Linked DNA regions of Homo sapiens: region 1 is linked to region 2. The links are chromatin loops, found by intact Hi-C in ENCODE. Cell type or tissue: K562. All regions are shown on one strand.

The links. Peaks named below come from ENCODE experiments on the same cell type or tissue, not always from the same donor. Only the 100,000 strongest peaks of a DNase experiment are listed, where the experiment ranks them.
Region 1: a loop joins it to region 2, with 14 times the contacts of the local background. A loop is called at or near these places in 2 of 110 quality-filtered maps.

Annotation. Positions count from the first base shown.
Region 1 is chr2:61,909,634-61,913,633 of GRCh38, forward strand. The region is part of intron 1 of COMMD1 (copper metabolism domain containing 1); the gene reads left to right. Among named protein-coding and RNA genes, the nearest start is that of COMMD1, 6.0 kb to the left of the region's middle. In K562, CTCF peaks have their summits at 1,121 (motif pointing left) and 2,065 (motif pointing left); no DNase peak of the experiment used is centred here.
Region 2 is chr2:60,706,077-60,710,076 of GRCh38, forward strand. No RefSeq gene overlaps it. Among named protein-coding and RNA genes, the nearest start is that of PAPOLG, 48 kb to the right of the region's middle. In K562, a CTCF peak has its summit at 1,784 (motif pointing right); a DNase peak (open chromatin) is centred at 1,795; H3K27me3 peaks cover 631 bases.

The sequences.
Region 1 (4,000 bases), 1.2 Mb after region 2:
CTTCTATTGCTGCTCTTAAGCAGGATGTACATTTTTCATATAAATGACAACAGAGTTCATACTTTCAGTTATCTATGTAATATCATGGTCTGTGAAGAAAGTGAAAATGAAGGGTGACAAGAGGGTAGAAGCAAAGGAAGGAAGGAGGGGACATGTACTTCCCAGCAGGGGATACAGCGGACACACGTGTTAACAGCCTCCTTATTGCCAACTGCCTGGAAATATATTTCACAGGCCATGTTTTCAGGTTCAGGTGCTCCCTGAGCTGTAGCCCTTCCCTCTGACTTTCATGTTGTGTGCCAAGGTGTTATGTAGTGATTCCTGGCTTTTGTACTGGTTCTGTTTTCTGTTTAGAATGGAGCCCTCCTATCCTACTTGACTGGGACATTGACCCTCTCTAGCTTTGCCTGTTAATCACAAAAGGACAAACCTTTCACCTGCTTGTAGATATGCGAAGCTGGCCATTCACTTGCTCTAGTTTTTATTTTTGGGTAGACCCTAAGGAACAATGAAGTCAATGAATTGGGAATGGTGTGTTTATTTAAGGAGATAACATCCTATAGATAAATACTCTTGTATTTATATATAAAATATATAAAAGGCAGTTGCTAAACACTGCCCCCCCCTTTTTTTTTAAGACGGAGTCTCACTCTCTTGCCCAGGCTGGAGTGCGGTGGCTCGATCTTGGCTCACTGCAACCTCTACCTCCTGGGTTCAAGCAATTCTGCCTCAACCTCCTGAGTAGCTGGGATTACAGACACCCGCCACCACACCCAGCTAATTTTTGTATTTTAGTAGAGATGGGGTTTCACCACGTTGGCCAAGCTGGTCCCGAACTCCTAACTTCAAGCAGTCCACCCTCCTTGGCGTCCCATAGTGTTGGGATTACAGGTGTGAGCCACTGCGTCCGGCCCAACACTGCTATTTTAATCTACTTTTTTTGCTCACATTATAATTCAACTTCTTATAGGTATGAGTTTGCGTGATCTTTATTGCTATTGCTGTTAACCTTGTGGATATGCTCAATTCCAGTAAATCCCAGTTTACTGAAAGAGCATAATCTAACTATGAAGATCAATCACCTTTTGTATACCTTAGTCTGTATTCACTACTGCCCTCTGGTGATGATTTTGTATTTCCTCATTGGAATTTTAAACAAAAAATTTTAGGCCGGGCGCCACGGCTCACGCCTGTCATCCCAGCACTTTGGGAGGCCGGGTCAGGTGGATCACCTGAAGTCCCTGGTTCAAGATCAGCCTGACCAACGTGGAGAAACCCCGTCTCTACTAAAAATACAAAATTAGCCAGACATGGTGGTTCATGCCTGCAATCCCAGCTACTCGAGAGGCTGGGGTGGGAGAATCACTTGAACCCGGGAGGCGGAGGTCGTGGTGAGCCGAGATCGCGCCATTGCACTCCAGCCTGGGCAACAAGAGCGAAACCCCATCTAAAAAAAAAAAAAATTTTTTTTTTTAATGAAAATTCTCCTTTTGTGTTGTCTATTACTAATTCATATACTCTAGTACTCATTTATATCAATCAAATGTTAATTTATCCAGGCTGGGCTCAGTGGCTCACGCCTGTAATCCCAGCACTTTGGGGAGGCCAGGGTGGGCGGATCACCTGAGGTCAGGAGTTTGAGACCAGCCTGGCCAACATGGTGAAACCCCGTCTCTATTAAAAATACAAAAAATTAGCTGGTTGTAGCAGCAGGTGCTTATAATCCCAGCTACTTGTGAGGCTGAGGCAGGAGAATGGCTTGAACCTGGGAGGTGGAGGTTGCAGTGAGCCGGGATGGCACCATTGCACTCCAGCCTGGGCAATGAGCAAAACTCTGTTATTTATTTATTTATTTAGAGACAGGGACTCACTCTGTCACGCAGGCTGGAGCGCAGTGGTGCAGTCATAATTCACTGTAGCCCTGAACTGACCACGAGTGATCCTCCTGCCTCAGTCTCCCAAAGTGCTGAGATTACAGGCATGAGCCATCCTGCCTAGATCCTATTTTAGAAGTCTAGAAATACTTGCAACAGCATATAGTGGCCTTCCTGTTCCACTCCTGCCCTCTACAGTCTGTCCTCTGCATAGGTACCAGTGATCCTTTAAAAAAGTGCGTTATACCTCTTTACTCTCCTGCTCTCAACTATTTCATGTTCCTGGCTTCACATCAAACTTAGAATAAAATTCAGTCCTTCTGCCCTAGGCCACAGGTCCTTACATGATCTTACCCTTACTCACTTCTCTGATCTCATTTTCTCATTTCCAGCACTCTAATCTTGTCCTTATTTAATCATGTGAAGTGTTTTTCCTGTAGATATTCATGTGGCTTGTTCATTTGTTTAATTCATTCTCTACCTGAACGTCATTTCCTATGAGCTCTTCCCTGACTTATATTATAAAGACCCTCATTCTTCCTTCCTCTTACTTTTTACCTGGCTTTACTTTTTCTTCATACTTAGTATTACCTGAAATTATATTATGTATTTATCAGCTTATTTATTTGTTAACTATTCTACTAGAATGTAAGCATTAGGAGGGCAGGACTTTATTATTATTATTGTTTCTTCTTTATTCCTTATACCTAATATTGTGTCTGGCATGTAGTAGGCACTTAGTAAAAGTTTGTAGAATAAGTGAATGAATTGAGAGTGTTTAAATGTGGAGATTGCTATTAAAAAGATTGGCATAGAGAGAAAACATATACCACTTACCATATGAGGAAAGCTAGGAAATGTAGTACTCTAAACCAGGGGTCAGCAAACTATGTCCTTTGGGACTAATCTGGCCTGTTGCCTGTCTTTAGAAATAAAGTTTTATTTTAGGCCAGGTGCGGTGGCTCATGCCTGTAATCCCAGCACTTTGGGAGGCCAAGGCGGGCAGATCACGAGATCAAGAGATGGAGACCATCCTAGCCAACATGGTGAAATTCCATCTCTACTAAAAATACAAAAATTAGCTGGGTGTGGTGGCATGTGCTTGTAGTCCCAGCTACTCAGGAGGCTGAGGCAGGAGAATTGCTTGAACCTGGGAGGTGGAGGTTGCAGTGAGCCGAGATCGTGCCACTGCACTCCAGCCTGGCGACAGAGCAAGACTCCATCTCAAAAAAAAAAAAAAAACAGTTTTATTGTAACATGACTACATGCTCATTTACTTATATCTTGTCTGTAGTAGCTTTAGCCACTCTAATAACAGAATTGAATGGCTGTGATAGAGGTCATGTGACCTTCAAAGCCAAAAATATTTACCATCTGAACGTTTACAGAAAAAGTTTGCTGACCTGCGTGGTGGCACAGGCCTGCAGTAGCAGCTACTCAGGAGGCTGGAGTGAGAAGATTGCTTGAGCCCAAGAACTCAAGGCTGTAGGGCAGCATGGTTTTGCTTGTGCATAGCCACTGCACTCCAGTCTAGGCAACAGAGGGAGACTCCATCTCTAAAAATTTAAAAGAAAAAAGTGGCCAGGTGCAGTGGCTCATGCCTGTAATCCCAGCACTTTGGTAGGCCAAGGTGGGTGGATTGTGAGGCCAGGAGTTCGAGGCCACCCTGGCCAACATAATAAAACCCCATCTCTACTAAAAATACAAAAATTAGCTGGGCATGGTGGTGTGCACCTGTAGTCCCAGCTACTCGGGAAGCTGAGGCAGGAGAATCCCTTGAACCTGGGAGGCGGAGGTTGTGGTGAGCCAAGATCGCACCACTGCACTCCAGCCTGGGCAACAGAGTGAGACTCCATCTCAAAAAAAAAAAAAAAAAAAAGAGAAAAGTGGCCGGGCATGGTGGCTCATGCCTGTAATCCCAGCACTTTGGGAGGCCGAGGCAGATGGATCATGAGGTCAGGAGATCGAGACCATCCTGGCTAAAATGGTGAAAATACAAAAAATTAGCTCTACTAAAAGTTGGCTCTACTAAATTAGCTCTACTAAAAAATTAGCTCTACTAAAAATTGGCTCTACTAAAAATTAGCTCTACTAAAAATTGGCTCTACTAAAAATTGGCTCTACTA
Region 2 (4,000 bases):
TCAGTCTGTCAGACCACTCGGGTGCTGACACACAGCACAGGTAGGTAAGGCGATCCCCTTGGCACAACCACACAGTTTGCTCACACATAGCACAATGGGCCCACTGGCTGTATGCGTGCCATCCACCAACCTTGAAGTCATGCTGAATGTTTTTCTTTTATAAACTTAATAGTGTTGGCTTTGTCTAGCATTCGTCATCCTCATTTTTCACAGTGCTTCTAAATTAAGAAATATTTAGATCAAAAGAAGCTGACTAATCTACATTGAGCTTTAAATTTTTAACTCATTTCTGAAATTCCCTGACAAAGTAAAACAATGTTAAGTTTTTCACATTGCAGAAAAACTCTCATACTTTGGGGCTTGGCTAATTCTAGTAAGTCTCTTTTTGGATGAAGTAGTTCAAGCACAGAAGCTGTCTTCATGAAAAGAGAAAACTCTCTCCAGTTCCTCCTTAGAAAGAGGTCAGTGCCTTGATGATGTTCTCTTCTAGAGAATAATGTACTATGTTTTCCAACAAAGAACCTGCTGTTTCCAATTCAATATTACCTGTCTAAATTCACTACCCAATGCTGGTAGAGAAAGAATGTTTAGTACAAAAGAAATCTATGGTCTTAGAAACCAACAGATAAAATCAGTTAATATGAAATCAAATTCAAGTTTTTAAAAAATATTTATTCCATTTAGAAGCAAAGTATGGGTACAGATAATTTCAATAAAATTAATTTTTAAATAAATACAGGCTGGGCGCGGTGGCTCATGCCTGTAATCCCACCACTTCGGCAAGCCAAGGCAGGCGGATCATTTGAGGCCAGGAGTTCAAGACCAGCCACTGCCAACATGGCGAAACCCCATCACTACTAAAAATACAAAAATAAGCTGGGTGTGGTGGTGTGCACCAGTAGTCCCAGCTACTCGGGAGACTGAGGCAGGAGAATCAATCACTTGAGCCTGGGAGGCAGAGGTTGCAGTGAGCAGAGATAGTGCCACTGCACGCCAACCTGAGCGACAGAGCGAGACTCCATCTCAAATAAATAAATAAATAAATAAATAAATAAATAAACACAATCTGTTAAGATGGGATGAAAGTTATCAAAACTGAATTTCCCATGGCTTTTGAGGTTTCCCATGGTCTTCAAGAACTGGTATGATCTGGCCCTTGGGGTGTCCTCCAGCCACAACCCAGGCCTTATGCCATTTGCTAATTTCGTTTTCCAGGTATGTCAGCCTTCCATCAGCTCCTAGATGAGCTGTTCCTACCACAGGTCCTTTGTATCTATTGTTTTGCCTGCCTGGGATATTCTTCTGCCTCTTCTCATTTAAATGTCACCTCTTTAAAGAAACCTTCCCTGAGTGCCCTATGCAAGTAGGTCAGCCTCCTTAGTCCTTGTCACCACACTCTGCCTATTTCCTGCCATAACATTAATCAGAGTCTTACTTTCTTATTGACCGGTTATTGATCATCTGTTCCCCATACAAGAATGTAAACACCATGAAGACAGGAATCTGATTTGTTTTGCTCTCCTAGACTTTATGTGCCTGGTGCAGAAGTCTACCAGCCAGCGATGTCTTCCTGATACAGCTGCCTCTGATTTAGAAAAAATCATTAATGTGATTCAAACAGTAAAAGCCAAGACACCTCGATGGATTTCATGCAGAATTATCCACATAACAGAATTTAGGATATTCCCTAAAAGCCACAAACCCTAGCTAGTCTTGAGGTTTGAAATTTTGAGTTCAGTTCTGAAATGTTTGTATTATGGTTAATTCTGCACAATGGCCACTAGAGGGGGTCATAGCCAAATACTATACTCTGAAATTTCAGATTTTTCAGAGTTAGAATTTTTTGAAGTTCTGCAGCCCAACCCTACTTTCAGCTTCCCTGACAGATGTCCATCCCACTTCTTTAAAAACAAACAATATATGATGAAGTCACTACCTCGTGGGACAGACTATTCTTCAGCAGGGCAGCACGTTACTTAGAAAGTGCTCTTTCTCCTTGACCTATCTGTAACTGCCCCTCCTTGCCTAAAACCATTAAGAGACCCAACACTAGGCCAGGAGCGGTGGCTCATGCCTGTAGTCCGAGCGCTTTGGGAGGCCGAAATGGGCGGATCACTCGAGGCCAGGAGTTGGAGCCCAGCCTGGCCAACATGGTGAAACCCTGTCTCTACTGAAACTACAAAAAAATTAACCAGGCGTGTTGGCCAGAGCCTGTGGCCACAGCTACTTGGGAGGCTGAGGCACAAGAATCGCTTCAGCCTGGGAGATGGAGATTACAGTGAGCCGAGATCTTGTCACTGCACTCCAGCCTGTGGGACAGAGGGAGACTGTCTCAAAAATAAAAATAAGTCAACACTTAGAAGCAGATCTTAAGATGAGGGGGGAAAGCCAGGCACGGTGGCTCACACCTGTAATCCCAACACTTTGGAAGACTGAGGCAGGCAGATCACTTGAGGCCGGGAGTTCGAGACCAGCTTGGCCAACGTGGCGAAAGCCCGTCTATACTAAAAATAGACAAATTACCCAGGTGCCTGTAATCCCAGCTACACAGGAGGCTGAGGCAGGAAAATCGCTTGAACCTGGGAGGCGGTGGTTGTAGTGAGCCGAGATTATACCACTGCACTCCAGCCTGGGGGATAGAATGAGACTTCATAGCAAAAAAAAAAAAAGAAAAAAAAAAGAAAAAAAAGAAAATAAGAGAAAAAAGAAAAGAAACCAATGCTACTTTGGGTTCTAAGCTGAGCCATGCTGTCTAGAATATCATTTAGAGTCTTGGCCAGTCTATGCCAGCATGCTTCCCACCCTTCCCATCCTCAGCCACTGCTCCAGATGGAAGGTCCCTGTGTTTTCTCTCCATTGACCCACTGGCCCACTGCTCGCACAGTAAACCTACCTCCAACATTGTCAGCACCCCTCCCATAGGAAACTGCTTAGTTTCTTGCCATGACTGAAAGCTGGCTGTCCTGAAGAAGGTCTGGCTCCCCTGCCTTTGTCTCCAGGAAAGGTGGCAGGTTCTCCCAAGGCCCCAATATCCTAAGCAGGATTAGCATTTGCCCAGCTGCCAGCACCGCTCTCAAGGCATCACTTCTGCTGGGAGATTTGTGTCATTCTGGTGCTCCACCACCCCTTGTTTACCTACTGGTCAAGCCAGCACAGAAGACTTTGGGTTCTCATGTCAATCCAGTACCACCCTATTCTGTGCGGATAACTTGTCCATTCCACTCACCCCTTCATTGCGCCCACAACTGGGATCTCACATTGGACCTCACATGGGCCCTAGTAATTGTCTCTCCAGTTTACTCAGTCCCCATTCCCCATACTATCTCCTGCCTCTCACTAAGCTTCCACTGCATTTGCTCCTCACAGCTCAGCCTTCCACTTCTTTTCCTATCCAACCTACACTCCCACTATTATTTTTCTGAGCTCCTCAATATCCTTACCCACTTATCTTTCTTCCCTGTTGCCCAGTCAAAACCCCAACTGTATAAATCCAACCATTGTCCCTTTTTGTTGCTCCTACACTAAACACTGCTAGTGAAGATAACAATAGCAAATATTTATTGATAACTACTTTACAAGATAGCACTATTATTATCAGTAGATAATGAATGAGAAAAACAAGGTCCTGAGGGAATTAGTAAATTGCCCTAGGTTACACAGGGAGTAAGCCACACAATCTGGCTTAATTAAATGTGTTGAAAACATGTAAAGGCATGGTGGCTCATGCCTGTAATTCCAGCACTTTGGGAGGCCAAAATGGGCAGATCACTTGAGGCCAGGAGTTCAAGACCAGCCTGGCCAACATGGCAAAACCCCATCACTACTAAAAATATAAAAATTAGCTAGGCATGGTGGCATGCACCCAGCTACTCGGGAGGCTGAGGCAGGAAAGTCACTTGAACCCGGGAGGTGAAGGTTGCAGTGAGCCGGGGCAACAGAGCAAGACTCCGTCTCAAAAAAAAAAAAAAAAGATATAGATGATGAGAACATATTTAGCAAG